Regions from separate parts of the Mus musculus genome. Here region 1 is linked to region 2. Evidence: chromatin loops called from intact Hi-C (ENCODE). Cell type or tissue: left cerebral cortex. All regions are shown on one strand. Each heading gives the region's core, and the rest is flanking DNA. Links, peaks and the distances in the headings are about the cores only.

Region 1 (14,932 bases), core at 2,397-10,396, 55 kb before region 2:
AAACCAAACGAGCCTGTAGAACTATAGTCAACACTTAAAGATGGATGGAGACTGGGAACAGACTATTTCGTTGGAATATGTGGCAAAAACTGAGGAAATGGCGACTTGGGACAAGATGCAGCACAATCTTCATCTTTGTGGCAGTTCCCACGCCATGCATTTGTTTCCTTTTTTGACTCTTTTCATCCAGAGAAGGGAATGGGCTATTGGAAGCCCACGCAAGAAGGCTACCTGGAGCCAGATCGATGTGTGCTAAAAGGAAGTCTTCAGTCCTTCCACTTTCTATCTTTCCTATAACTCCAGGCTCACTGCTGTTTTCTGGAGGCCTATGGTGAAGCCAGATAACCCCAATTTCCAGTTCCCTGGATACTAGTAAGGCTGCATATGTATGGGGTTAGGGAATCTATAAGGGCACTCTGCTTTGATGGGAAGCTGGAGCTGCTGAGTTGACTGTTGGTCATCATAAATGAGCCCATAGATTGGCAAGTCCTAACTTTAGAGAATTTTGATAAGGTCCAAATGTGCCAGATAGGGCTCAGCTCCCAGACTCCCAGACTTGCTTGTTCTGTGTTTGGATTTGCTATTTTCTTTTTGCTCTTTCTTTCTCTTTTCTCCTCCTCCTCCTCCTCCTTCTCCTCCTTTCACTTATAGAAGGAAGACTTTCCAGTCAAGGGTGAGAAACAAAGGGCTTGGGAAAAGTAAAAGACAAACATCTCATTATTGAAATTAGATTTATTCTGAGTAGGAAGAAGTATAGAATATAGGTAATAAACATAAGCGAATATAAGGTATTTAGTTTGTAAAGAATCTCCCTATGGATGCTAAATAATACCACTGAGCTACATCACCAGACCTTTAAACATTTTGTTGTGTTCTAGTCCTCCTGTGAATAGTGACAATAACACCATGATATTAGTTAGCGCTTCTATCATCAGTGTGTTATAAAGGCAAATAGCATAGTAAATGACTTATAAAACAGTACTTGGCATACTATTAGCTATGTTTGCTATTATTATTATTAGACTGTAATTATTGTATGAAAACCATAAATCACACCATGTCATTGCTTGAAAACCCATGGATAATTCTCAATGCAATTGCAATAAAAGTCAAATGTAGTGTACAAGGCTCCAGATGATCAGGACCCTGGTTGTACTCTCATCCTTGTCTGAGATCACTCTTCTCTTTCTTGGTATCAGTCTCAAACTGTTCTTGCCTTATTTTCATTTCCTGAAACTAAGCTTGTTCTCTCTTCCTTTCCCACTCCTCTCTCCCTCCCCTCCCCTCCCCTTCCCCTCTCCTTCTCTCTTTTGTCATGGGTTCTTTGCCCTTGCTCTATAAACAGGAAAAAATAACTTTTTCAAAAATAAGATACTGGAATCAAGAATCCATAAGCAGGCTGAAGATATATCTCAGCGGCTGAAAGTACTGTTTTTTTTTTGTTTTGTTTTTGTTTTTGTTTTTGTTTTGTAGAGGACAGGGGTTCAGTTCCCAGCACTCATAATCATCTGTAAGTCCAGTTCCAGGGTATGTGATGCCCTTTTCTGACCCACACAAGCACCAGGTACACATATGGTGCACAGATATGCATTTAGGCAAATCATTCATACAATACAATAAAATAATCTAAAATATTTTTAAAGTTTGAGAAATGTGTCTACATAATCTTAAACTTATGGCAAGAATAAAATACAGCAGTGATAAATGGCATATAGTATAATCAAACGGACAAAAAGCTAAGAGCTTAGGAGTTAGGAGTTAAAACTCTATATTCTAGACACTAAGTTTGAATTCCAGATTTATCCTAACCAGTCTGTTAATATGGGCATTATATTTGTCTCACTTTCCTTGATTATAAATGAGGAACATCACAGTATTTTCTTCTTAAAATTGTAGCAAAGTGTTAAACACATTAAATAGACTAACAGGTGACATACTTCTGGGGCCATTTAAGTGTTGCTTAAGGTGGTTAACAATTTAGAAGAAGCCAGGTTTGATGGAGCATGACTTTAATTTCAGCACTTGGGAGGCAGAGGCAGGCAAATTGCTGTGAGTTCACGGCCAACGTGGACTACATAGTGAGTCCTATGACAGCCAGGGCTGCATAGTAAGACCCTGCCTTAAAAAACAGAGAACAAAAAGCAACACAAAGAATTTATAAGAAAGCTAAGCAAAGGGTGTGACTAAGCAATTCACAAGCAAAGGTAAAACAAAAAAACCAGCAGACATATGAAAATATAGAGGACTCTAGTTATGATAAAAATTCTTTTTCTTATTCCAGAAAGAATTAACTATACAGAAATCTGAAGTAGATATTGAGAGTAGACGAATGGGCAATTTCTATTCAAGGAGTTAGATTAATTATATGACTGTATATACATGTATAATATTTAATATATCCATGGAGTGGCTATTTAACACATCATGTGATGATGGTGTTCTAAAGAAAAACAGAGCAGGGACAATATACTACTTTATATAGTGCTCCAGTAAGGACTCTGACATAAGGTGACATTTAAGGACATTTAAGCAGTAAACTAAAGCAAGCAAGCAAGAAAATCATGAGGATTTCCTTTTTATATTAAAATAGTTACATCTAATTGTCTATTTGTGTCTGCTCACAAGCACACATGTGCAATGGCATGCCTGTGGAAGTCAGATGACAACTTGTGGTTGTCTCCTTCCATTATTCAGGTCTCAGGAATTGAATGCAGGCTATCAGGTTTGGTGGCAAATGGCTTTGATGCACTGAGCTATCTCACTGTCTCAAGTCATGAGAGTTTCTAAGGGAAGAGATTTCCAGCCAGAAGAAATGAGGGTGTAGGCCTGGAAGCAGTAGTACGAATCATCTGTTTGCTGCAAGGCCAAGCTGATAGGCAGAGAAGTCTAAGCAACCAAGGAGATATTTGATAGTGCCTGAAAGGCCAGGATAAAGACTTGCAACTAGGCCAGGAGTGACAAAGACGACCTATGGTCATTTAACACATAACTTGGACCGAAATAACAATTACTTCAAAGGTTGACATCGATTTTAGGATATTATTTCCTTAATTATTTTATCTTAAATGTATGTTTATGTTTTTATGCTTACTTTATATGTTTTGCATGTATGTATATCTATGCACTATGTGTGTTGCTGTTGTCTGCAAAGGCCAGAGGGGGCATCAGATCCCCTGGAACTGGAGTTACAGATGGTTGTGAGCTGTCACATGGGTCCTGGGAAGGAAACCCAGGTCTTTTGGGAAAGATCCAGTGTTTTAATTGCTGGGCCATTTCTTCAGCCTCTGAATCTAGGATATTATTGACTGTACCCACAAGAAAGAAACCAAACTGCTGCTGAATGTATTTATAAAGTGTTGTTTAAAGACTCCAGCAATATTTTAACATAAAGAATGCACCTAGAAGTGATTAGATTTTTGGTCTTTCCACTGTGACTCGTTACAAGATGGTTTCCACTATAGTCACTAACTCCTCACTTCCAGGAGGAAGAAAGGGGAAGGGAAGGGGAAAGATGCCTCTTAGTCTTTCATATTAACTTAAAGATTATCTTGTAAAACCTCTCATAAAAAAACTCATTGTAATTTTATTGGGATTTCATTAACTGTATATAGCAATTAGAGAATAAACCTGCATAGCATAGTCTCATTAACCTTTCATAAAAGGATATATTATACATATATATATATACTTACATTTGCATAGAAACTTTCTCACAAATTTCAGAGAAACAGAGACAGAATTGGATGTGATCAGTGAGGAAGAGACAGGCTTTCACTTTTCACACCAAGCCTTCTTTTATACATTAAAAAAATTCTATGCAATTTTAAAAACTCTCTCTCTCTCTCTCTCTCTCTCTCTCTCTCTCTCTCACACACACACACACACACACACACACACACACACACACACGTAACTTTTACAGCAAGAAATATAAAATGAGACACTTTCAAAGTGGAGTGTGCATTACCCAGGAGTATGAGAAACCAAAGGGAATCAGTTTCTGCATCTTTCTATTTTATATGTAGTGTTTTAAAATTGATCTGCCAGAGAACATAGTTGTGATAGAGGAGTCAAGCTGGTTCTCTTTTTCCATCTCCACTTTCACATGTTTCTTTTTGCACTTACAAAAGAAAAGCGCCTTTTCCCATCCCGAATCTCACCTGCGTGCACTACCCTGCGGTGTAAAATCCTCAGGGTGCCAGAGAGACAATTCCGAACACCACATCTACGGTGAGCCAGCAAATTGCTCTAACGGTGAATGGGAATCGAATCTTTTTGCACCTCAGATGGTTCCTAATTGTTTGCTTCCAATAAAATGGAAGGAAACCCCAGTGGAGTCCTTAGCTGAGAAATCACAAGAAAGAGTTTTGAAGCTAAACCATTGTGTGATATTTCCAAAAGGATGCAAAGGCTTGCATGATGTTTCTGAAAGAAATGCCTATTCCCATTTAGAATGAAAGAGGTCTCTCTGTGTTCACATTCAGCAAACACACATTAGGAAGGACATGATGTTCAGTCCTGTCTCATTCTAGCAATAAGCAATATTCATCCATGGAAACAAGCGCCCATCAAATCACTCTAACTGCAAAAGCGTGTGGTATTGGGTCAGGCTTTGTTGTTGTTGTTGTTGGAAGACTAGAGAAGAATTAAAAACTCCAGGAGAAAATAAAACTTGCAACTGTCAAAGAGCTCTGTTATGAGTTTTTAAAGCAGATGCTGGTGGCTCTCAACTCACCAACGTATTTAGGATTCACCAGATTTGTGTAACGTACTGACATAACAGTTTTATTTCTGAAGGTTAACACTTGTCAGAAATTACGTTTTTGCAGCCAAGTGACATTTACGATGCAAAACTTTAGATGTCAACCAAAAACTGTGCGAAGGAGACCACATTTTTCAAAATATTTTTAGAGAGCATTTTGATATAAACCAAGTTTTACATAAACACACAAAAATTTACTAGGGATTGTCATTTACTCTTTTGCCACCTTGTGGACAGAACAGTATTTTAACTCCTAGGCTCATGAAGCTGTCTTTCTTAAGGTCTTCTGTAGGTTTATGCAGGTCTTTGTGAGGCAGAGGCGGTGATGTCTGCCCAGGACTAAGTCCAGACTATACAAGCTCTATACCTGTAAAGATTATGGTGACTTGTATCACTGGTGATTAAAGTAAAGGAAGAATACAATGAGGAAATGAATGTAAGAAAATAATCACTAAGTTGCAAAATTTCCAATGAGGGGCAACTTTTTTTTTTTAAAGAAAAGTACTCAACTACTATTTATTCATTCATTCATCCATTCATTCATTTATTTATTTATTTAAATATTTGGTGCTTCTTTTCTGCTAGTTGTCCTAAAGCCACTTCTTTAGCATGTGTGTTCCTTTTAGGAAAGCCAAATCTAATCCTGGGGTGTCTTTGGCTCAGTGCTCTTAATACATAGTACATAGCTCTTAGTGCCTGGCCATAGATGGTGGGGTGAATGATGGCAGAGCCCCCCACTTCCAGAGTTTTCTGGCCTTGGCAGTGCCCAGGTTCCTCTGTGAGCTTCACAGGAAGCTGATGAGTAGTGGGGCAACTGGGTTACATAGCCATTATTCAGCAGCAGGACTCCTAAGCATGGCGATCTTTAGATTTCTTTGTTGGTTGGTAGCCTGTGAGGATAGGATGAACGTTCTCCTTCCTTGCCTTCTTCACTCGTGCTCCATGAGCTCAGTCATTCTTAGCAGCTGCATCATTCCTTTGGTAGCCATACTGGTTGGACTTCCTCTAGTTGCAGGTGACAAAGGGCAGGCATTTGTTGGAAGGACACTTCAAGGAATTGAAAACAGAGCTGACTTAGGGAAGGCAGGCACTAAGGTAGCCTTAGGCTAGCTAGGAACCACACAGCCTCCATAAGGGCTCCAGCTCCCTGACTAATCCCCAAGGAGTATGTCTTTGCTTCCTCTATGAAGCATGACTCAGGTGGAGGCTGATTTCCAATGCTGACCAGGGATGCTTTGTAGACAGCAGAGCCCCCTAGAGTAGGACCATCCATGTGCACCAGGTACAGCCGGCTGTCACACTGAGGCACTGGACTCTTCTTAGCTCACTCTCTCCCCACGTGCTGATCCCTGCCTTTGGCTGCACCCTCCAGAAGCAGCAGTTGCAGCTGCTTCTGACATCCCCACTCTGCCCAAGACCTGAGCTGTTTGTTCTGGACTCATTCTTCCTGGGCTCTATGATGCTGCTTTTCATACAGCAGGCCCCCAGACTCTCTCCTCACTGGCAGCTCCAAAGATACCCGCTTTATTCCTACGTGCTGCCCACCCAAGACTCTGCTAAATCTTATGGGTCTCAGACTTTGTAGTTTGGGTTCCTTGCAGCGTAAGGGAGGTGCAACCTGTAGGAACAGCCTTGCAGTGTCTGGTTTCCCCTGCTGGCCTTGGAGTGACTGTTTCTGCCCACAGGCTGCTCAGTATCTGGAGTGCTGTATCTGGAGGCCAGCTGTCAACCAGTCATCCCACCCAGGGCCTTTGGAGCCTGAGTGGGAGGCAAGGAGCCAGCACAGGATGGGCTGATAAGTTTCTCAAAGAGACATGTCCCTTCAGGTGGAGCGGCCTTGGGAGCACTGTTGTCCCTCTAGATCTGGGGTTCAGGCTGGTCCCCAGTAAAGTTTGAGCTTCATCGTTTCTGGGAGAGCAGGAGTTGGACCTAGAGGGGGAGACTGAGACATGTTGGGGGTACGTTCAGCTGCTGGAGGCAGGTTCAGCCGCTGGAATGATGGATGTCGGAGCTCCCGCCTTTATTCTCAAGTACCAGACTGTGAAGGGATATTTTATGGCCTCAGAAACGTTTCTAGACAAGACAACCCTTCGGGCCCCCCGCCCCACAGGCTAGGGGAAGCTGCACCCTTGAGGGCAGTACTAGAGGGGAGGAGACCGCCTAGGGGGTCAGAGCAGCGATTGGAGCGGAGAGCTGGAAGCGCCTTAAAGAGACTGCGCGGTCCCCGCCCCACTTCCCGCCAGCCTCAATGAATTAGAGCTGTGTTTCCCAAACTTGCCTGATCACTAGCAGTTTCTCCGGCCCTAGTTAGAGATCCAGGTTCCGGAGTACCTCCCTTCAAGAGTCTGATTCAGTAGGCCTGCGGGTGGAGCCGAGGAATCTGTAATTTTAACACGCTCCCCCACGTGATTGTCGTGAACCAGCAAGTTTGGGAAATATTGAATTAAAGGAAACGGGGCCTGGCTGCAGAAGCGGCCTCCGCTAGGGGGCTTCGGCGGGAGCATTCCCGGGGGCGTCGCCTGCTTCCGCTGCCGCCTCCTTCAGTGAAAGTCCCTTTTGGGTCCAGCTGCCACAACCACCGCGCTCCCTCAGTCCGGACGGGGACACCCCAGGTCTGCGTGGCCCCCGCGCCACCACGCCCAGTGGCCGCCCGAGCCCCACGAGCAGGGGGAGGAGTCGCAGCCAGTGGAGGCGGAGGAGGCTGGAGGAGGCGGAGACGGCGGAGACGGGAGAGAAGGCATAGAGGAAGGTGGAGGCGGAGAAGGTGGAGGGGAAGGTGGAGGCGGCCGGGAAGGTGGACGCCACCGGGAAGGTGGAGACAGCAGGGAAGGTGGACGCCACCGGGAAGGTGGAGATCGCGGAGGGTCCGGGCCGCGGGGCTGAGCTCAAGCTGGAGCTGGAGCAGGAGCCCGAGCCGGAGCCCGAGCCGGAGCCCGAGCGGGAGCCCGAGCGGGAGCCCGAGCCGGAGCCGGAGCGGGAGCCCGAGCCGGAGCCCCAGCCAGAGCCCGAGCCGGAGCCCGAGCCCGAGCCCCAGCCGGAGCCGGAACCCGAACAGAAGCCGGAGCCCGAGCCGGAGCCCGAACCCGAGCCCTTACAGGAGCCTGAGCCTGAGCCTGAGCCTGAGCCTGAGCCTGAGCCTGAGAGGCAGCCCGAGAAGGAGCCGAAGGATGAGAACCCAGCGCAGAGCGGTGTTGGCGGCAGCGGCGACGAGGTTCCTCCCCCCACCCTTCCCTCCGACCCTCCGCGGCCCCCTGATCCCTCTCCGCGTCGCAGTCGTGCCCCGCGCCGCCGACCCCGGCCCCGGCCCCAGACTAGGCTTCGTACCCCGCCGCAGCCTAGGCCACGGCCCCCACCCCGGCCCCGGCCCCGGCGTGGTCCTGGGGGCGGATGCCTGGATGTGGATTTTGCTGTGGGGCCACCAGGTTGTTCCCACGTGAACAGCTTTAAGGTGGGAGAGAACTGGAGGCAGGAATTGCGGGTTATCTACCAGTGCTTCGTGTGGTGTGGAACCCCAGAGACCAGGAAAAGCAAGGCAAAGTCGTGCGTCTGCCATGTGTGTGGCACCCATTTAAACAGACTCCACTCTTGCCTTTCCTGCGTCTTCTTTGGCTGCTTCACAGAGAAACACATCCACGAGCACGCTGAGACAAAACAGCACAACTTAGCGGTAGATCTTTATTATGGAGGCATATACTGCTTCATGTGTAAAGACTATGTGTATGACATAGACATTGAGCAAATTGCCAAAGAAGAGCAAGGAGAAGCCTTGAAATTACAAGCGTCCACCTCGACAGAGGTTTCTCAGCAACAGTGTTCAGTGCCGGGACTTGGGGAGAAATATCCCACCTGGGAAACGACCAAACCTGAACTAGAACTTCTGGGGCACAACCCACGGAGAAGAAGGATCGCCTCCAGCTTTACCATCGGCTTACGAGGACTAATTAATCTTGGCAACACGTGTTTTATGAACTGCATTGTCCAGGCCTTGACCCACACTCCAATACTGAGAGATTTCTTTCTCTCTGACAGGCACCGGTGTGAAATGCCCAGCCCTGAGTTGTGTCTGGTCTGTGAGATGTCGTCGCTCTTTCGGGAGCTGTATTCTGGAAACCCATCTCCTCATGTGCCCTATAAGTTACTGCACCTGGTGTGGATACACGCTCGTCATCTAGCAGGGTACAGGCAGCAGGATGCCCACGAGTTCCTCATCGCTGCGCTAGATGTCCTGCATAGGCACTGCAAAGGTGACGATGTTGGCAAGGTGGCCAGCAACCCCAACCACTGTAACTGCATCATAGACCAAATCTTCACAGGTGGCCTGCAGTCCGATGTCACCTGTCAAGCCTGCCATGGTGTCTCCACCACTATAGACCCATGCTGGGACATTAGTCTGGACTTGCCTGGCTCTTGCACATCCTTCTGGCCCATGAGCCCTGGGAGGGAGAGCAGTTTGAATGGCGAAAGCCACATCCCAGGCATCACCACTCTCACGGACTGCTTGCGAAGGTTTACAAGGCCAGAGCACTTAGGAAGTAGTGCCAAAATCAAGTGTGGTAGTTGCCAAAGCTACCAAGAATCTACCAAACAGCTCACTATGAAGAAGTTACCAGTAGTTGCCTGCTTTCATTTCAAACGGTTTGAACACTCAGCGAAACAGAGGCGCAAGATCACTACGTACATTTCCTTTCCTCTGGAGCTGGATATGACACCATTTATGGCGTCAAGTAAAGAGACCCGGGTGAATGGACAGTTGCAGCTCCCAACCAATAGTGCGAACAACGAGAATAAGTATTCCTTGTTTGCTGTGGTTAATCACCAAGGAACCTTGGAGAGTGGCCACTACACCAGCTTCATTCGGCACCACAGGGACCAGTGGTTCAAGTGTGATGATGCCGTAATCACCAAGGCCAGTATTAAGGATGTGCTGGACAGTGAAGGGTATTTACTGTTCTATCACAAACAGGTCCTGGAACCTGAGCCAGAAAAGGTGAAAGAAATGACTCCACAAGCCTACTGAAGCACCACACAGGCCTACCTAGAATGGAAGATGACACCAGTACTACACCAGGCATCGAGATTTAATTGATCTATGTGACTGAGGCCGATGGGCCTTGCTGAGTAAGAATTGAACAGTATCCAGTGTCCCAAAAAGTCCTGATCAGAAGAGAAATAAATAGGAGGGGAGGGAGAAGAGGCTCTAGCCTAAGCAGTCATGTGAAGGAAATTAAGTGGCAGGAGTGTTCTGGATGGGGAAGGGTAGGCAGAGCAGGGAAATTGTGACACTGGTTCATATCCTATATTCCTCCAAAAGATTGTGTGGGAAGGTGTAGGGGGGAGGGGGGTGGTGTTGGGGTGTGTGTGTGCCCTTGTAACTGTAAAACATCTTTCTCCATGGGTGTCTCAGCTTCAATTGACCAATCATGTAACAGCCACATGTTTGTGGGGGGAGGGGAATGAAAAAGTTTCTTAAAATGTAGCCCATTGTGTACATGGGGATGAAAGCAGAGACATGGAGGAGGCGAGGATATCTCATTGACAAACACCTTTGCCAGTTTCTTTGTATTCGTGATTTTTGTGCTATGAAATGCAGTATTAAAAACAAGAAAGCTCACCTGGGCTAGCGAAAGAAGAAATAACCAGGCTTATGGAAGGGGAGCGGCAGATGCTCCAAAAGTAGAGAGGGCTAGAAATGCTGTAAGATAAGCAATTAACAAGGACAGGCCTCAGCTGACAGTGTAGGTGTGTGTGTATGTGTGTGTGTTTATGTGTGTGTGTATGTGTGTATTTTTTTTAAAGCTGTATGATGTACTTGAGCAAATCAGTGAACCTCTTTGTGATTCTTTTCTCATCTGTATCATGCAGATAATTCCTACCTTAAAGGGTCGCTGTTAAAGATAAATGATATACAATGTGTCAAAGTCAAAGGCTTGGAACTTTGTAGAGACTCAGTAAACTGTTTGTTGGCTCTGAATCTGAATTTTATTTGGACTGGGCCAGAATGTATCGGAGGTGAATACCAATCCCACCTGAGACCTGTGGACAGAAATGACACCACCATGTCACATGCAGTCATAAACAAGATCAATCTTAATTCTCCCCAGGGCATGGACCCCACTGTTGTGTATAGGCCACCATAATCAGTGTCATACCTCTGATTGATTGGGGGCAGAGGAGCACAACTATCACATTTTGTCCCTTTAGAAAGACAATGACATTGTTTTAATGACTCAGGCATCCACCCGATAGTGTTTGGTGGTTTGGGGTGTTTTGTTGTGCCTTCAGAAAGCATTGTGAGCGTAGCTCCAGTATTTACCAGCAAGCAGAGATCAGAAGACTTCCAAAATTCGGGGCTCCATCAGCTTAGCGATGCTGGCAGAATGGCTTGCTCCACTGGACAGAGCAGCCTGGAGAGAGGTAAGCTGAAACAGATGGGAAGACCTCGGGATAGGGAAAACTCTGTGCATCCTTTCCTCAGCCCTGGTTACAAAAAGTAGCTGTTGCCTGGAAAGTCCTGGGACTTAGCTCAATGTGGATCAGATGCATGGGCATTGGATCCATTGTCTCTAATAAAAGGGGTGGGGTTCCCAACAGCTTCCCAAGTTTACTTAGTGGCCAACTCATTTGGAAATACAGGCTTAGATGGTTGTGGGTAGAATCCATTGATCTCATAATTTTTGTTTATTTTGATATAGGGTTGAACCCAGGGCCTTGCATGTGCTAGGCAAGCACTCTGCCCCTGAGCTATATCTCCTAGCACATCTGAGTCCTTGTGAAGGCAGGAGCAGCGGTTTCTTTTGGATCCTGGGTTACATCTTCAGCCCCTGGCACATAGTTCCTGGCATATAACGAGCAGGTACTTAAAACATTTACTGGATGGATGGATGGATGGATGGATGGATGGATGGATGGAACATACTCCTTCCTTCCATTATTATCCAAATGCTTTTAATACCACAGTCCTTAGAAGAAAATGGTTTGCTGTTATTTAGGGTGTTTTTTTTTTTTTTTTTTTTTTTAGGATGGGGAGGTAAATGGGCAGTTTCAGATACCATTTGGTCAGTTATTTGGCCAATCTAGGGGGATGGGATTGGTAGCCCTGTTGAGGAAGACACAGCTATGTCCCCATTCTTCATTTCTGCCATGTGAAGAATTCACTCAGATGTGTGCCAGCAGATTTTGACTGCTTGCACAGAAATTGTCCTTTAACATTTCCAAGTGTTTAATTTGGAAACAAATTCAAACTCACAGAAAATGTATAAAAATAATAAAAACACCCTTTTGCACTCTACCCATTAACATTCTCTTTATCATCTCATATATGCATTTATGTGTGTGTGTGTGTGTACAAACTCAATATGGATAAAGTACATATATCAGGACCCTTTGTGCCAAAACACTTCAATGGGCATTTCCTAAGAATAGACATGTACCATATATCACCATGTGAAACTTTAGACAAGAGAACATTTTTTTTTGAGACAGGGTTTCTCTGTGTAGCCTTAGCTGTCCTGGAACTCACTCTGTAGACCAGGCTGACCTTGAACTCAGAAATCCACCTGCCTCTGCCTCCTAAGTGCTGTGATTAAAGGTGTGCGCCACCACTGCCTGGCACAAATGAACATTTTTACAATGTTTAATTTGTCATTTTAAAGCCATGTTTCTCCATTGACCACTAAATATCCTGAATATCATCATAGGATCTTGTCTAGGGTAAGGTGTTAAGGATTTGTCAAGTACTTTCAGTCTCCTTCAACCAGGAACATTTCCACAGCCCTTGTCTTACGGCATACACATTTTTTAACAGAAAGTTCCTCATTTTGAGGTTTTCTGATACAGAAGCATTCATGTAAATGTCCTGTGCTCAGGAATAGTTGTAAGTGGAATCCACTGATTGATGAGCAGTGAAGCTGAACTTGTTCCTTTGGTAGAAGGCACAGACCACCAGGGCATCTATGGCTGGTACTTCCTGGCCAAACCTCACATCTGTGTCTGAAAAACAACAACCAACACCCTGTCCTTCAGCAACAGACCAACTGTCCCACTGCAAAACCTAGTCCTATGTCTTTGCTCATTACTAACCCCCAAGCTGAGTCATGGAAATATGATGGTGGTCCAGGGCACACTTTTAAATCATGCCACTGCGGGACCCAGAACAGCATCTATTCAGCAGGTATGTATTAGCCTGGAGTCCAAACTGAGATTCAGGCATGGGCATGCCTGACACATGACCAGGCATCTTCACAATTGGGGGTGCAAAGTGGATCAGAAGGTAACACTCAGGCATATTCACTAATGTTCTCACGTTGAGTACATGGGTAGTGGTAGTGGAGGGGGGAGAAATAACTACATCTTAAGCAGCTATATGGACAGAGTACACAGAATAAGGAAGAATGTTCTGCAAGATGGTGAAAAATAAACTGTCTTGTGACCTATTGAGCTATGAAACACAACTGGGTTATTTTTACCTGAGCTGGTATTTCTATGTGAGCACATAGGTGCAAAATCCAGTAAAGCTCATTCTTTGCCTCCACATATAGTCACAATGTGCAGAAAGAATTGGTTTCTGTGTATATGATCTGGCCCTAGAAGAACACAGGTAAAAGATGGCTGCTTGTGACTAAGGTGTTTAGTTACCCACAGAACTGACAATGAAGGACCACAGGATACAGTCCTACATTACACCCATTACATGTTCTTTCTACAGTCTCTGGGCTGTAATCTGATTGGAGTTCCAGAGTTTTGTCACTGCCAGTTTCCTAGAATAGCCAGATGCTAGAACTGACTCTGGCCTGCAGGTCACTTTGGTAAATGCCTCACCATACTCTCTGAGGGCCCATAAAGGATGCTATCAACTAGAAGCTCTTTCCAATCAGAAAACAGTGGCATCCATACACCACAGGTCGTCACTGTGGTAGAGCCAGTGCTGGGAATTGCTTGCTCCAATTTCCATTTCACACCTAGGAGTGAAGGCTCAGATCCTCTTGACAGTATGCAGCTCAGGACTCAGAGTAGTCTGTCATTTCACAGTTAACATCCCCTGCAAATTGCCCATGTATTGAGCAGTTTTCGTGCTGGAGTGCATTAAACAGACAGCATGCACATATTATTTAGAACATGATGAATTTCTGCAGATGAACACATCCCTGTAAATAGCATTCAGGTTGAGAAACAGAGTATACTAGTGATTGGGAATTGCCAATCCTAACTTTGTTTGCTGTGGGTCAGCCTTGCCTGTCTTTGTATGGAGGCAAAATTAATTGGTCAGGATGAAATCTTTTATGCGGGGCTTCTTTTGCTCAGTATAGTTTGGTATAGTTTACCAATTCCAAGGAAGCCAGGCTGTTATGAAGTTGGATTTCAGGGTTATCTATAATCTCACTCAGGTACCCCCACCCCCTTTCAGTGGAAGCTTGGGTAAATATCCAGAAATATCACTCTTGGACAATATTACCAAGTTTTTCCTGATAAGTGAACAGGATGCTATGCACTAATAAGCTCTCCAACAAATGTCAGAGTCACAAGAATTATATAGTTATGAACTGATGGCTCACTCATAATCGGAGGGTTTGAGGTTTACTAGGTAGGGAATGCATGTCTGCCACATTCCCAGGTGATGGTCATGTTGACTCTCAGACCACATTTTGGGAGCCACTGATCTTGCCTGTTTGTTTTTACTTAGTGGTACTTTGAAACCTAAGGATTCTACAACGATGCTCTTGGGAACACCTTAGGAAACAAGGGTTGGGGGAGGAGTAGGTTAGTAATCAAGGACCAAACAGCTCAACCACATTTCAACCACAGCAGTTACTTTTGTTTTATATTTTGGGGGCTCCTAGGAATATTTGAAGAAAGGACTCTGCTGCTAAAATGTTTAAAGGTTGCCAATCACTGTGCTCAGAAAATTTATACCTTGGGACAATAATATAGTTGAACTACATGGTTAGTAGCTCTGGAATATAATCCAACATCCTACAGAGATCAACATTTTATATGCCTGTTATCTAGATGCTTCTGGAGGGGGGCAGCTTCTTTGTCTCGTAAATAAGTGGTTTTTTTTTCCTGTAGATAAAATTGATAAGGAAAAAGTGTAATTATAAAGGTGCAAAATCATGTGTGTGAAAGTAGGGCTTCTGGCAACATTGCCATGATATGAATAGCGCCTGCCCCAGT
Region 2 (14,932 bases), core at 4,055-12,054:
ATTTCCCAACCAGCAATAGATGAGTGTTCCCCTTGCTCCACATCTTCTCCAGTATGAGCTGTCACTCGTGTAATTGATCTTAGCCATTCTGACAGGTGTAGGATGGAACCTGAAAGTAGTTTTGATTTGCTCATGTCTGATATTGCATCTTTAAGTGTTTTTCAAACACTCGAGTTTCCTCTACTGAGATGTCTCTGTTTGATTTGTGCTCTATTTTTTATGGGATTACTTGGGGTTTTTTTGGATGTATAGTTTTGTGATTTTTAAAATATATTTGAATATTAGCCCTCTGTTAGATGTGAGGCTGCAACACAACTTTTCACATTCTGTAGGCTGCTGATTTATCAAAATGAGAGTGCTCTTTGCCATGCAGAAGTGTCTCAATTTCATGAGGTCCTATATATGAATTGTTGATCTCAGAGCCTGTGCTATTGCTTTTCTGTTCATGAAGTTTTCCCCTGTGCCAATACCTTCAAGGTTATTTCCCAGTTTCTTTTCTACTAGTTGTAGTGTATCTGGTTTTATGTAGCGCTCTTTAATTTGTTTGGAATTGAGTTCTGGGCAGGGTGATAAGGATGAGTCTATCTGCATTTTTCTACTTGCAGCCATCCAGTTTGACCAGAACCATTTTCTCCAGTGTGAATTTCTGGCCTCCGTATCAAAAATCAATTGTCCATAGGTGTTTGGTGTTTGAATATATGTTTGGAATTTCAATTCCATTCCATGGATCATTGTGTTGATGTTTATGGCAACACCATGGTATTTTTATTAATATAGCTTTGTAGTAAGTATGACTTGAAATTGGGGATAGTGGAACCTCCAGCAGTTTTTATTTTTTTGATTGTTTTAGCTCTCTCTCTCTCTGTCCATATGAAGCTGAAACCTGTCATTCCAAGATCTGATGTTCCTGTTCCTAAATTTATTTCTATATTTCCCTCAGTTTGAGTTTTCTTTTGTAATTCTCTCTTTTCATTTTTTGGGGTCTTGAACTGTTTTATTCATTTGTTTTATTTATTTCCTTCCACTGTTTCTTTGTTTTTATAGATTTCTTTAAGGGATTTACTAATTTCCTCTCTAAGAACTTGTATCATATTCACAAAGGTTATTTTAAGGTCTTTTTCTTGTGCTTTAGCCATGTTGGAATATTCAAGGCTTTCTGTGGCAGGGTTGCTGGGCACTAGTGGAGACACAGTGTCCTGGCTGGAATTGATTGTGTTTTTAAGATGGCACCTAGGCATCTGGGATTGGGACGATTGTAATTTTAGGTACTGAATTAAGGTCTTATCGTTAGCCCTTTGGTTTTTGTTCCTTCTCTGGTCCTTAGGAATGTGGTGGTTGTGTCTTCCCTGGCAGAAAAGTTTTGTGGGTTCCTGATAGCTGTGGGCACTGAGGGTTCCAGGTGAAATGTTTCTCTGGTTATTGGGACCTGACAACTAAGAATGGGGGTGGGCAAGGCGTGGTGTCGCAGCTCTACAAGAAAGAGGAAGGCAGCATATTCTGCCAGGATCTGCTTAGTTAGTCCCTTTGGAATGGTGCCATAGAGTGAGGAGGCTTGACAGCAGAAAGTCTGCTACAGAGCCAGGTATAAGACTGGGGCATTGGATTTGGCGGAAGAGGTGAAGATCTGCAGATAGTGTGCATGCTTCCCTGGTCAGAGTGGCCTGTGGGTTCTTTGGAAATGTACGATGGATTTGGGGGCTAGGATAAAGCAATGGGCAGGAGGAAAAGAAGTTTGGAGGGGCAGATCTGTATGATCCTCTGGAGATGGGTACAGGAAGAGAAGGAGGGCTGCAGTAGGTGTTCTGCTGCACACCTGAAGATGAGGTTTGGGGATTGGATTTGGAGGGTCAGGAGTTTCCTTGGCAAGATTGGCCTATGACTTCCCAGTGAGTGCCTGCTGGAGTTTTGGGTCTGGATAAGGTAATAAGGGGCAGGAGTGAGGTTGGGGAGAAGATTTGTGGGATCCACTGGTAATGAGGGAAGGGGGAAGAAAGGGAGGCTGTAACAGAGCTGGGGCTGTGACTGGGGTTATGATTTGGAGGACCATAGGAGAGGTGAAGGTTTGATGTTCATCTACCTGCTGGAGTGGCCTGTGTTGTGATCTGTTTATCAATAGCAAATAAATCTGTGAGGTTCAATGAACTCGTCTGAAGAATGCGCAGGGAAACGTAAACAGGTTGTCAGAGAGATGGCTCAGCAGGGAAAGGGCTTGTAGCACAAGTCTGACAACCCGAGTTCCATACCTGGAACTTATGTAAAAGTGGAAGGAGGAACTAACTCCACAAATTGTTTTCTGACCCCCAAACATGAATGGAAACATGTATGTGCCCACATGTACATAGCACACACAATTATATTAAATATTTTTAAAGACTTAGGAAGGCTACTCTCTCTTGTTTGGGCAGTTATTTCCTATAGCTATTTGTGTGGCACAATGTGGCTTTTATACATGTGTGTAATATATTAGTTCAGGGTAATTAGCATGTTTATCAGCTTCAAACATTTAATTTCTTTACTTTGAAAGCACTTAAAACCTTCCTTCCTAGCTATTGTGAATTTGCCAATAGTTCTTTTTAAGTGCCCTGAACACAGGCTACACTTGTAGCTATCTTCTGAGGAGCACCAGAACTCTTTCTTCATGCTCTTTATTTGACTTCTTTCCGTGTCATATTCTCAAATGGGTCTCAGATGGAAAGAGAGCCCAAAGCCACAATCAGAACCCACTTGACTCCTTTTCTAGTTTGCTTATCTTCTTGATCCAACTCAGACCAGGATTTATCAAGAATCCCAGAGTCAGAGTCTTTCACGTCGGCTTTCAGATCCGCTCTCCCCTCTTTTCGTCCCTTAAGCCCCTGTCTTTCTTTGGCACAGAATATTTTATCTACTCGTTTACATTCAGTTATTATCAAGATTCTGACAGGTACCTGTCTTGTGTTTCAAAGACTTTAGTGCACACTTCTAATATTGAAACCGGAGATGCTGAGGCAGGAGGAGCATTGTGAGTTTGAGGCCAGCTAGCCCATCTATAAAGTGATAACCCATCTACAAAGAAACAAACAATAGTAACAGTAGAAACCCGCTAAACAAACAGAAAATATTTTAGTTTCTGTCTCCAATTAATTCTGTTTTTACCCATCGTGATTTCGTTATGGAGTTACCTGATCTTTCCACACCCTACCCTCTCAGTTCCCTGATGTCCTCTTTTCAAGTCATTTCCCAACCCTTTTGTAGCTCCTTGTATCCACCTTGTCATTATCAATTTCTCTTACCTCTTTCTTACATCCTTGTAGTTGAACATAGCTGGGGGGAAAAAAACCAACAAAAAAGTGCACTCTCACTTTAAATTCAGGACCATAAACCTCAAGTGGGCACTTAATGTTGCCAGGAAATCACATAGTATTATCCTGGTCCATTTGCACTGCTGGTTTCCTAGACAACTACTTCATACCTTCTCCTCTCCCTTCAAACCTTTAACACCTCCGCATACATCCTCATTTTCAGCCCAGGACCTGACTTCCGGTTTCAGAGAGAAAATAGAGGCAATCAGAAAACAAAGCTCGCAAATTCGGGTTACCGAATCTCCTCACACACTTAAATCAGTGCATATATGCCCCCCCCACCCCCAGTACTGCTTGAGGAGAGGTAGCCCCTCCACTTTTCATGACATTGCCTCCTGGCAATTTTCTCTTCTCTTGCTTTCTTCAGGTTCTTCCCTATTAGCTACAATCATGTTATTGTCTCCCCCATTAAAAGCATTTTTTAAAAAATATTTTGAGTCAGTATGCTTTAGCTCTCATTCATCCCACATTTTTTGCCCCCCCCCATTACAGCAAGATTACTTGCTAAAATTATCCATTGCTAAAATATTCAATATCTGTAACTCTGCTCTTTCCATTTTTTTGGTACCCATTTATTTTGAATTACATAAATCCATGGAAAGTTGCAAAAATAACACAAAGAAGCCTTTTGTAAATTTCACTTAGGCCTTTCTAGCAGTTACACATTGCTGGCTATACAGTGGTGTCAAATCTGAGAAATCAACATAGATAATAATGCATATTCATGGTTCTACGCCACTGCATCACATATGTAGATTGGTGTAGGCTGATGATAACTAAGACACAAGTGAGCCAAAACCCATCATCCTTCTCTACCCAGTTAGAGCCACATCCCTTCTCTCCCACTGTCCATTCCTAACTCCTGGTAAGAATGAACCTCTTCTCCATCTCTGTAATTTTCTGATTTAGAAAATGTTGCATAGGCCAGTGAGATGGGTCAACAGCTTACTGAGAAAGTGTGACCCCTTGAGTTTGTTTCCTGGAATCCATGTAAAGGTAGAAAGAGGGATGTGACTCCACAAAGTTGTCCTCTGATATTCATACCCTTGCTATGATATGTGCTTACATGTCCTGTCCTGCATGCATGCATGTACACACACACACACACACACACACACACTAAAACTATAACATTAAAGAAATAAAATGCGATACAAATGAAATTCTACAATAAAATAACCTAGCTAACTTAAAATTTTTTATGTGTATAAATGTTTTGAATGCATGTATATCTATGTATCATATGTGTGCAGTGCACACGGAGTCCAGAAGAGGGCAGCATATCCCCTGAACTGGAGTTATAGAGGGTTGCTAGCTTCCATGTGGATGCTGGGATCAAACACTAGTTCTTGGCAAGAGTAAAAAAATGCTCTTAAATTTTCATTCAGTGTATTTTGATTATATTCACCCTTTCTCTCCTAACTTCTTACATATTCTTCTCCACCTTCCTACCATTTTGTTTTTCTCCTTTAGATAATTTATTCATTTGCTAAGAATTTCCACTTTTATTCATTTGAGCCTATTTGTGATATCAGTTTGAAGCATTTTTTTCCCATAGAGCAGTTCAAAATCCTTTGAATTATCGTTTCAACATCTGTGCCATGTGGACCATAGTATTGGTTGACTTTTCTTTTAGAATTTGAGTTTCTCCTGGAATGTTTTATGGCCCCACTCTTTCCTGTTCTCTCCTTGCTCTTTTACCCATTTCATGGTGGGTGACAAACGGTTAAAGAAAACCAAAGTCTGACCTCCTCCTTCCCTGAATCCACTTGGTTTTTGCAACTCCCAGTTACTTAGGACACAAACCTTGGCCATTCTTGTTTTTTTTTTTTTTTCGTACTATCTCACATCCAATCCATCAGCAAATCCTGATAGGGCAGCCTTGGATGAAAATGCAGGCTCTGGCTACTTCTTATCATCGGACTGCAATCGTCTTGCTCCAAGCTTCCATTATCGCTTGCCTAGCTTGCGAAAATCTTCTCTGCAGAGTTGTTTTTCTTTCTCCCTTTGTCCTCACTTTGTAACTCAGTAGGCAGAATAGATCTTGCAGTCATTTCAGGAAAGAAAGCACATCTTGTTGTTGTTTTCCTAGCTGCTCTCACGCCTCCCAAGCTTCCCAAGCCGTGGATGAAACAGGAAAAAAATCTTAACATGGCTGGGCAGGATTGGGGAGGCTTGGAGGTTTCTAACCTTGGTCCCAACTTCTGTTTTCCTAGCTCACTGTTTCTACCATGCTACTTAGTCCCCATATTGTCAGGCAAGATTGTATCTGACCACCTTCCCACTTTTTTTTCTCCCTTACCTGAACAATTAGCAGCAAGCCCAGGTTTCTGTGCCAGTCACAGACTCTACACATTGAACTACACCCATGGCCCTAGAACTCAAATTATTTTTTTGTAAGAGCAGAAAGCTTTGTCTACTCTCTCTCTCTCTCTCTCTCTCTCTCTCTCTCTCTCTCTCACACACACACACACACAGAGAGACAGAGAGAGAGAGAGAGAGAAAGAGAGAGAGGGAGAGAGAGAGGGGTGAGAGGGAGAGAGAGAGGGGAGAGGGAGAGGGAGAGGGAGAGGGAGAGGGAGAGGGAGAGGGAGAGGGAGAGAGATTCATAGGATAAATACATCTCTTAAGTCTGAGCCCACACGTTTGCAGCATTGTATAGCATGATCGCATGTGTAGTTAACAAGGTGTTGTTAACCAAGGCCACGGTAAAAACATGTAGTGCAACACAAGCCATTATTGCTAGATACCCGTAACTCATTATTTGTTTCCTCTTGAATTAATTTTTGTTTGTTGCATATTCAGAAATCCTTTACTGTTGCCAAGTTGTTGTTATTGTTGTTGTTTTTCCTGACCCTCACATTCAGCTCTGTGACCCCCATATAAAGTAGTGACCAACAGTTTAAGAAGCTGGGAGGGAGCTAGGGAAATCTGTTCATTGCCTTTTATTCTGCTTCATTTTTCTGAAACTAACCTTGACATTTCTTGAGCACTCTAGATGTTTGGCTTTGAAATTAATGTCCCAGCTGGTACAGAGCATGCTTAGCAAAGTTTAACCCTTAGCATCACAAAAATAAAGACAAAAGTGGCATTGGGAGATAGCACAATAGTGAAATATATGATAAATACAAACAATACCAGAAGCATTCAGGCTTTCCCTTTCATGGCCACACAGCTATCTCTTTGGGCCTTTACTTGCAGTGTTAATTTGAAGGTGAAAGAAGTGCTTGTAGCCATGATGGTTCAGAGAGCACAGTGATGTGCTTTTGTGACATGAGTGCTTTTTCATTATGTAGACGATTTCATCATATCACTTACGTATAATTGACTTTTAACAAATGGTTGTCAACTCTTTCAACATTTCATATAATTTGTTTTGATTGTATGCACCTCCCCCTACTCCTTTCTCTACTCCCTTCCTTCTCCACTCCATCTCCCTACCTCCCCTCAACTTTGTGTCCTTTTTCCTTTTTAAAGCAATAAACAATTGAGTCCAGTGTTTGCTGCTCATAAACTCTCAGGTGCGCAGCCATCGAGTGGAGTGTGCTGGACCTACCATGAGCTATGCTCTTAAAGAAAACTTGACTCTCTCCTCTTCAGAAACCATCAGCTTGCCATGGCACGTTGGTCAGGGGTGAGCACATACTTGGGGACCCCTTCGGGGTCCATGTTGAAATGTTGAATAGCTTGATTTTGTGGGTCTTATGTCTGCAGGCAGCCACAGTGGTTTGAGTTCCTGAGTGTGCGGACCCTGATGAGTTCAGAAGACACTTAGGTAGTGTGTCCATTTAAGCAGAATCAAACTCATAGTTTATTATATAGTCCACACTGGCCTGGAACTCAAGATCGCCCTGCTTTAGTCGGCAGAGGAGTGGGGTTACAGGAATGAGTCACCACAATTTGTAGCTTTTAAAGAAACCATTAACTTTGCTTTATCAGCACCACAATTTAATTTCTTCGCTTAGAAAAATAGACATTTACATCATCTCCCTACAAATATTTCCCCTTAAATCTAAAGACCTTAATCAAGGAGTCTTCCTCACTACCACCATCACCGCCGCTACCACCATCATTATCATTAGTACTAGGTAACATTTGTTAAGTGCTGATTGTTAAGTGTTTATTGATACACTTAAACATTATATAAGAAACCTGGTAACTCAAAAAAAAAAAAAAAAAGAAGAAGAAGAAAAAGAAGAAGGAACAACAACAACTAATACGTCTCTACGGCTGGGTTGTTTTGAGCCTATGCAGTCTGACTTTAGAGCCTGCTGTCACGACTTTTTTCTTTTTTTAACTCACAAAAGATGAAATGAAATGTGTGTGTGTGTGTGTGTGTGTGTGTGTGTGTGTGTGTGTGTGTGTGTGTGTGTGTGTGAATTGGGTGTGTTTAAATATTGGAGCCCTCCAAGCTGTTGGCGGTCAGTGGCGACACCACGTGGCTATATTTATGTATTGCAGCCACGTCATACTCTATGAGACTCTAAGCCTCTCAAATAATCCTACAGATGAAGCAAAGGCTCTTGTCTTGGAGGGATAAACTTGCTTCCAGTCAGCCTGCCCTTTTTCATGCCCCTTTATCAGAGGAGACTCTTTTGACCGTTACTTGTATTGTAGTTCCTCGGGGATTGGGGTGGGTGCTTCCTCATCAATGCACAAGTGAGCTCTTGTTTTTCTCTCCTGAAGTGTTGAGCAGGACAAAAAAGACAGAAAAGAGAAACTTCTCAAAAAAACAAAACCAAAACCAAACCAAAACCAAAACCAAACCAAACCAAACCAAACCAAACCAAACCAAACCAAAAACACACCTGATTTCAGTTCTTAAGGAAGAGTCCTAACAAAAGGATTGCCTTGTTCAAACGTTTTCACTATTGGGCATATTAGTAAAGTGCATATTTACCATGCACAAATCATGTGTGTGTGTGTGGTGTGTGCTCGCACATCACACATCAAAGCAAACTTCCTCAATTCTTCCCCCATTTGTTTCTGAATCAAGTAGGAATATCTGTCCAGCATTCCCAGTCCTTCTAATTTAGCCTCGGTTCCTTTCCATTCACACCACACACAACCTCTATGCTTCGATACTGTAGTGTGGTATGTAGTAATAGGCTGGAGTGTAGGTGACCATGGTGGTTTAAAAAACCCCCTTTGTCCTTTTCAGTCATAAGCTAGCAGCATCTTGCTGCCTGCCACTTGTTATCACCCACTAGTATTGTCATCACTAAATCACCCCATGTGTGTGGAGGGCATAAACGAAGCTGGCACACAGAAGCAGCTTTGATTTGGGGCTCAGGTATAGAGCTTTAGATAAAGGCCTACCTGGATCCAACATTTCATATCTACTCCAGGGTTCCCAAGAATGCAGAGCTCTGGATTCACTCCACAGTCCAGATCCACACAGTGATGATCAGGGTTTGAGCTTATGGAAGCATGGCTTCTTTTGAAATTCATCTAACGTTTAGTCTTCTCCCATGACCCTATCTTTTTTCTCTGTGAGATGACCATTTTTTTTCCTGTTAGGTTTTGTATTAAAATAAGCCCAAAACTTCATTGTGTTTGATTATAGCTTTATCTCTGGAAGCTTTGCATGGCTTGGGCTCAGATACAGGTTTTATATTTCCAAACCCTTAACTTATCCAAAGTAGGCATTCAAAATTCACTGAGCATACATGGCCTTACTGAATTTTGCTCCCTTGTGTTAACATTGCTGATCTGCCAGGCAAGATGTGCCTACTGGTGTAATAGTGGCATGTTGATGGCCACTTTCTGATTGAAACCTTTATCACAGGAGAGAATTTTATGCCTGATACTGTAACTCCATGTCTGGGTCACTCCTTGGGTAGAACCTGCTATTTTAATTTAGCTAAATGATTGCCTTCCAAATATTAGTGTCTATAGCTATAGATCTGGGCTGTTCTCAACTTTGGTCTGAGGAGCTTCTTTTTGCCATGAAACACAGAAACTCACAACTGGCCAAAGTTCTGAGAAGAGACTGAGTGCTCAGCCCGAAGTCTAAATGACAGAATTCTCAACCCTACCCCCACCCCCAATTAGGCCTAAGGGCCATCTTAGAAGAGGAGATTGAAAGAATGCAGGAGCTGGAGGATGCACAGGAGTGCTGTAAAAGACTGTCCTTTGTCCACAAGGTCACTGACTCCTGAACAAGACCAAGCCACCAACATTCCTACAGAGATGGGAGAGGTGATATCCAGACTCTATTTCTTACTGAGATTCCATTGGTAGTTGATAGCTTCCCACCTGGGGAGAGAGAATTGCTCTTCTTTGAGGGTGTGACCTCTGGTAGGTTTTTCCTGGTCTGTCGAATGGTCCCACACTCTTGCAAATATGGGCAGCACTAACTGGATTTATTGGGTTACTAACACAAGAAATTTGAAATTATGAGGGGAGGTGTTGGGGGAAATATGGATTTCTTGGGGAGAATTGGAGGGAGCAAATGGAAGCGTATAAGATTATAGTTTATTGTATACTTGTATAAACTTCTCAAAGAAAAAAAAAGTCTACGGGTGTGGCACAGGTCTACAATCCCAGCGCTTGGGAGGCAGAAGCAGCTGAGTATCTGTGATCCCAAGGCCAGTTTAGTTTACATGGTGAGTTTCAGGCATCCAAGGCTAAATAGTGAGTCCCTGTTGCAAGAAAAAAAAATACTATTTACTACAGTGGATTTTGAATTTGAATACTTGGCTTCTAGGTAGATTACTTGTGTTGATGATGTGGATTCCAATCTTAGTTCTTGCAATAAATTAATAGCTGCACTCCATTTGTATAACCTGTTCATTCCTCACAAGGATAGGATAGTTCTTCTAATTATTCGGAATGGCTTTGGAGACAGAGAGACCTCAGTTGGAATCTGAGCTTTATTTTGTGTTTTGTTTGTCTGTTTTTGAGACAGCATCCTGCCTTCAAACTTACAATATAGCCTAGGATGACCTCGCATCGATTCTCCTGCCTTCAACCTCAAAGAATCGGGATTAGAAGTATATGTCACCTTGAGTTTTCGCTTGACAATGATTAAATTGGCAATAATACCTATAAGTAACTGCAGTATAGATTTCCCTGTGTTGGATTAAATTGGCCCCTGCAAGCACTACTGTATTTGATCACTATTCTTATTGCTACTACAGTGTGAGATTGGAAAAGCTATGTAACCTTTCTGAGCCTCTGTATTTTTATGAGGGAAAACGGATAATGACACACTCTTCATGAGTTCTTGTGAGCATTAAATGAAACGAATAAAGTATATTAGCCAGAACAATGCCTGGCATAAGGGAGGCTTAAATTTGTGGTCTGATGTCCGCTGTGGGCAAGATACTCAGGATAAACAGTTTGTTCTAAAGACAAAAGCAAAACCAAGGTAGGCAATCTGCAAACAATGAAACCGAAGGGAGCATTGCTTTTTTTTTCCCCCAAATGCAACTGACACGCCCCGCATTTGGGTTGGATCCGCCCAGTCCTCATTAAATATGGCTGCAAGCCCGACTACCCTATTGCGGTTGCGCATGCCGAAGCTCCTCCCAGCTGCTGCTTCTCGGTGGCGCTTTCCCCCCTGGCCGGCCCGAGGTGCCTGGAGCGGGCCCTCCGTGGCGCGCATGCGCAGACGCCGTCTTGGCAGAGCTAATACTCCAAGGCGCCTGTCACATGAGCCTCGCTCCCGCTCCGCTCCCCCTCCTCCCGGCTGGGCTGTGTGAATGAAGCTCTGCCGGCTACGTGGGGCGCTAGCTCTACTCGCCGTGTGGAACGCCAGAGCCGACTGAGCGCGCTGCCCACCGCCGGTGGACACGGGCTCCGCCGCGCCGGACCTCGGTGACAGGTAAAGGCAAATGGGCTTCCCTTCCCCAACAGGTCCTTCCCGGCTCACCGGCCGCCGGCCCACCCGAGGAGCCCCCCGGTACGGCGAGCAGGGAAGAACGCTCGCCTGCCACCGCGGTCCCCGGAGCTGGCGTTCCCTCTGCCCGGCCGCCACTGAAGGAGGTGGTGGACAGCCTGGTTCCTGCCAGAGCGGGGCGGCATCTCCTCGGCAGCCCAGCCCTGTTCTGGGGAGCAGGGTCCCCAGGCTGCCGATCGAAGTTTCCTTGCCAAGCGGCGCCAAGCCCACCCAGCTTTGAAAGCGGGGAGCTTGGCTGCCCGCGTCGCTTCTCCAGAGGACAGGGCTGGGGCGGCGTTCGCTGGGAAAGCGCAGCCGAGGCCAGGTTCGGCTTGCTCCTGCTTTGGACCCGCCACAGGTTTCTAGGGCTTCTTAGCGAAGTGCAGTCCAGACGGTCTGGGCGAAGAAGTTGGTGTGCGTTTTCGCCCTTTGCCGCCCAATGCGCTTAAGCTGCTGCTTCCAGAGGTTGGAGCCCCGCGCTCCAGCTCCTTTCCAAGTAATGGAAAGAAAGCTTTAGCTTTAGCTTAACTTTGACGTGCTTTTTACCTTTATGAACGTTTCAGAACAAATCAGTTGACTGAAGTTGGACGGGTGGCCCTGTGATAACGTCAGTGGAAGCTGCGCCGAGTAAATGAGGGGAAAGCCAGAAGGTGAAGCATTAAAAACCAGTGAGACTCCCCTTTACACATACTTCATAAATGTATTAGTAATTTCCCGGGTTGAATTTCAGAGCTGTTAAATTTCCCCTTGTTCCACGACGTGCTGATCAGTAAGTACTTCTTAACAGTAAAATAGGAGGGGGATGGGGAGTCGACTTAAACTGAGCCATGTTCCAGGTAAACTCATTGGAGCACTTTTCCCTGGTGAATTCATCCTTAGAGTTTAAGCTCTCTTTTTCTTGGATTTCAGGAGCCTCTCCTCATCCAAAGCCCAGTCTTTGTTGGAGTTTTGAGGACTGGCGCACACACGAACCCTTTTTGTTCTTTAAAGAAAAAGAGGTCATTAAAGAGGGCCAACACTATTCTCCAACTAGTATTAGCCTTAAGCGTTTGGGCTTTAGCTTTCCCACTTCAGAGTTGCACACGTTGGTTATGTAAAAATCAATGGAAGTAGGAATTCACCTCAGGACAAAAAGGTGAGGGCCTTTCTGGAAAAAAATACAAATTAGCTTTTATGCCCAATGAGGGAAATAAATTATTAAAAAACTTGTTTAAATGTACTGGGTGCTTAATATATGAAACTTCCAAACCAAACTAAGACACCCCCTCCCAAACTGGTAATCACACCCGTTAATTTTTCCTTTGCTTTCTAACTCCTGTCATATAACTGGAAACTATTGTTTTGAGACTGAATTTAAAAATTCCAAATTGATCAATACCGTTGTGTGTGTGTGTGTGTGTATGTGTGTGTGTGTGTGTGTGTGTGTGTGCGCGCACGCATGCTCATGGGTGGGAGCTTAGCTTTATATAGTCACTTCTTTCTTCCCATCTTTACTGGAATTCTTGGGATTGAAGTCAGCCTTGAGCGCCAAGCTCTTTTTAACTGAGGAGCCTTCTCAACAGCTTTGGGTTTGAAAATGCATCTCTGGGAGTTAGCTAACTTACTTTGATTGTATTAATATTAATATTCTAGTTTTATGTTTTTCTTTGTCCTTGACTCATTCCCTCATTATACAAACAATAGAATATGTTCACGATAGGAATTTTGCAAAACGAGGAAAGTATAAAATAAAGTGGAACGGAAGAGCCAGTCCCCCCCTCCCCAAACTGGTATCATCGCTTCTTACTTTTTATTACGCTCCCTTTTTTGTCTGTAAGGTTTATTTTAATACTTTATTCACAGAGTCTTCTGTGTTTTCTACTGAGGTGTTCATGTAACACTGCACCTTTATGGACAGAGGAAGAATTCATGCACCGGAGTGTGGAACTTTAAGATAGGCTATCACAATTCACCTCAACCAACCCTTTACTCAACCCAGGATGAGTGTCCAGCCCCATTTACAGCTCCAACCCCAGTGATTCACACAGGATCCTACAGTAGTGAATGACAGTGTTAACTGATGGTAGAGCTCCACTCTCTCACCAGCAATACCTCACTGCTGCGAAGGGGGGAAACTTGACGCTGCTTATGTATGCTGTCTTTGAAAGAGAGGTTGCGGGGGCAGGGGCTCAGTTTCAAGAATTTGAAATTGTTCTCTTGCAATTTTTATTCTTCTGTTTTATTTTCAGGTTTGGGGCCTTAGAATCTTGCAGAAAGCAGAATCACACACTTGCATCTCCATCTATACCCTCCTTTAAGTCCCCCTCCAAAACTTGGGGGGGGGAGCACTGGAAAGCTCTGAGCCTGTGACCCCAGTGTGGGAGAAGATAGGTACAAGATGGCCATGTGGCAGGGTAAGAAATTAACACTTATTCCTCTAACTGGTTTTTCCTCCTGCTGTCTTCCACCCCCACCCCACCCCCAGTGCCAGTAGCTGCCAGGCAGCTGTTTCTTTAATTTAACCCTTTCTTTACCAGGGTGGTGCACATTCATTTAAGAGAAGCTAGAATATTCAAATGATTCTCAAGTGGATGTTAGTGGGAAGCATTGAGAAGAATTTCCTTCAATTAAATATGTATTTCTGGGGATTATTTGTGAGGGGATGATCCATTTCCCCCCTATTTGTGGTTTTCATTTGTTTCAATCAAATTCATTTTGTAAGATTCTTGGAAATCGGGGGAGACACACTTTGCTGCCTCTCAAGCTTCCTCTTGTCAATGAAGACTTTTGTGGGCGGGGCGGGGGCGGGAGCGGGGCGTGGCATTGAATAGCTCATTGAATCTTATGTGTATATTTATATTGGCGCTAGAAGGAAGATGCTCATTTTCATGTTATAACGTACCCAAGAGCCAAGCTCAACAATATTTTAGGTGATAAATTATATCTCTTGTTGCGAGTTTCTATCTCATGCAAAGTTGTTATTTTTAGTGAGGTTGGACATCAGTCTCCAGGATGATCAGAATTTTCATTAGCATCTTATGATGACTACAGAAGAAATGCGGGTTTAAGAAATGATTGACAAAAACTACCGAACTATGTCTGTGACCCACAAAAGGTTCAGGACTGCTTACACGAAACAGAGTTTAAAAAAGATAGCTTCAATATCTGTGAATGGCCAGAAGCTAGATTTGTCTGTGAGGTTCATGAGCCTTTTAAAAATGTTCTCTTGGGTTTGTGATTTAAAACATGCACATACCCAAATGTAACAAACAGCTTTGACATACATGGATTGTCAGTTTAAAGATGTGTTTTGAAAGGAGATTTGGCTTGGATGCTGGATTTGATGGGTATTTCTCACAAACAGTGAGGTGGCTCAGTGGGTAGAGGTGTTTGCCACCAAGGCAGACAACTTGAGTTCTGTCCCTGAGATCCATATATGATGGAAGGAGACAACAGATTCTCACAAATTGCCCTCTGACCTCCTCATCTGTGGCATGTGGTGTGTGCACGTGTGTGTGTGTGTGTGTGTGTGTGTGTGTGTGTGTGCGCGCGCGCGCGGTTAAATCCTAAGACGTTCTTTTCCTTCACCAAGCAGACTAGAGACAGGAGGAAAGCGCAGAAGCTTGGCTTCCTCCTGATCTGGGAAAGGCAGACTTAGGAATAAGCTGGGCCCCAGGGAGTATTACCATAGGGAAGGTGTAAAGTGAGATGCAAGCCTAGAGAAAAAGCATGG

Evidence for each region. Peaks named below come from ENCODE experiments on the same cell type or tissue, not always from the same donor. Only the 100,000 strongest peaks of a DNase experiment are listed, where the experiment ranks them.
Region 1: it touches region 2 in a loop (4-fold over the local background); 10 of 42 quality-filtered maps call a loop at or near these places.

The regions. Positions count from the first base shown.
Region 1 is chrX:7,368,392-7,383,323 of GRCm38, reverse strand. It overlaps Usp27x (ubiquitin specific peptidase 27, X chromosome), which reads left to right and starts at 7,494. Exons shown (of 1, transcript NM_019461.4): 1 at 7,494-10,733. The coding sequence starts at 8,463. The coding sequence ends at 9,779. Gm14379 (predicted gene 14379) reads right to left here and starts at 7,399. Exons shown (of 2, transcript NR_026741.1): 1 at 7,041-7,399; 2 at 5,282-6,800. In left cerebral cortex, for the core only: CTCF peaks have their summits at 4,993 (motif pointing left), 5,977 and 7,238; DNase peaks (open chromatin) are centred at 4,987, 7,210 and 8,353; H3K4me3 peaks cover 1,879 bases; H3K27ac peaks cover 1,154 bases.
Region 2 is chrX:7,315,340-7,330,271 of GRCm38, reverse strand. It overlaps Clcn5 (chloride channel, voltage-sensitive 5), which reads left to right and starts at 10,914. Exons shown (of 14, transcript NM_001243762.1): 1 at 10,914-11,166; 2 at 13,449-13,613. The coding sequence starts at 13,598. In left cerebral cortex, for the core only: CTCF peaks have their summits at 4,592 (motif pointing right) and 7,812; DNase peaks (open chromatin) are centred at 10,339, 10,941, 11,295, 11,779 and 2 more places; H3K4me3 peaks cover 1,509 bases; H3K27ac peaks cover 821 bases.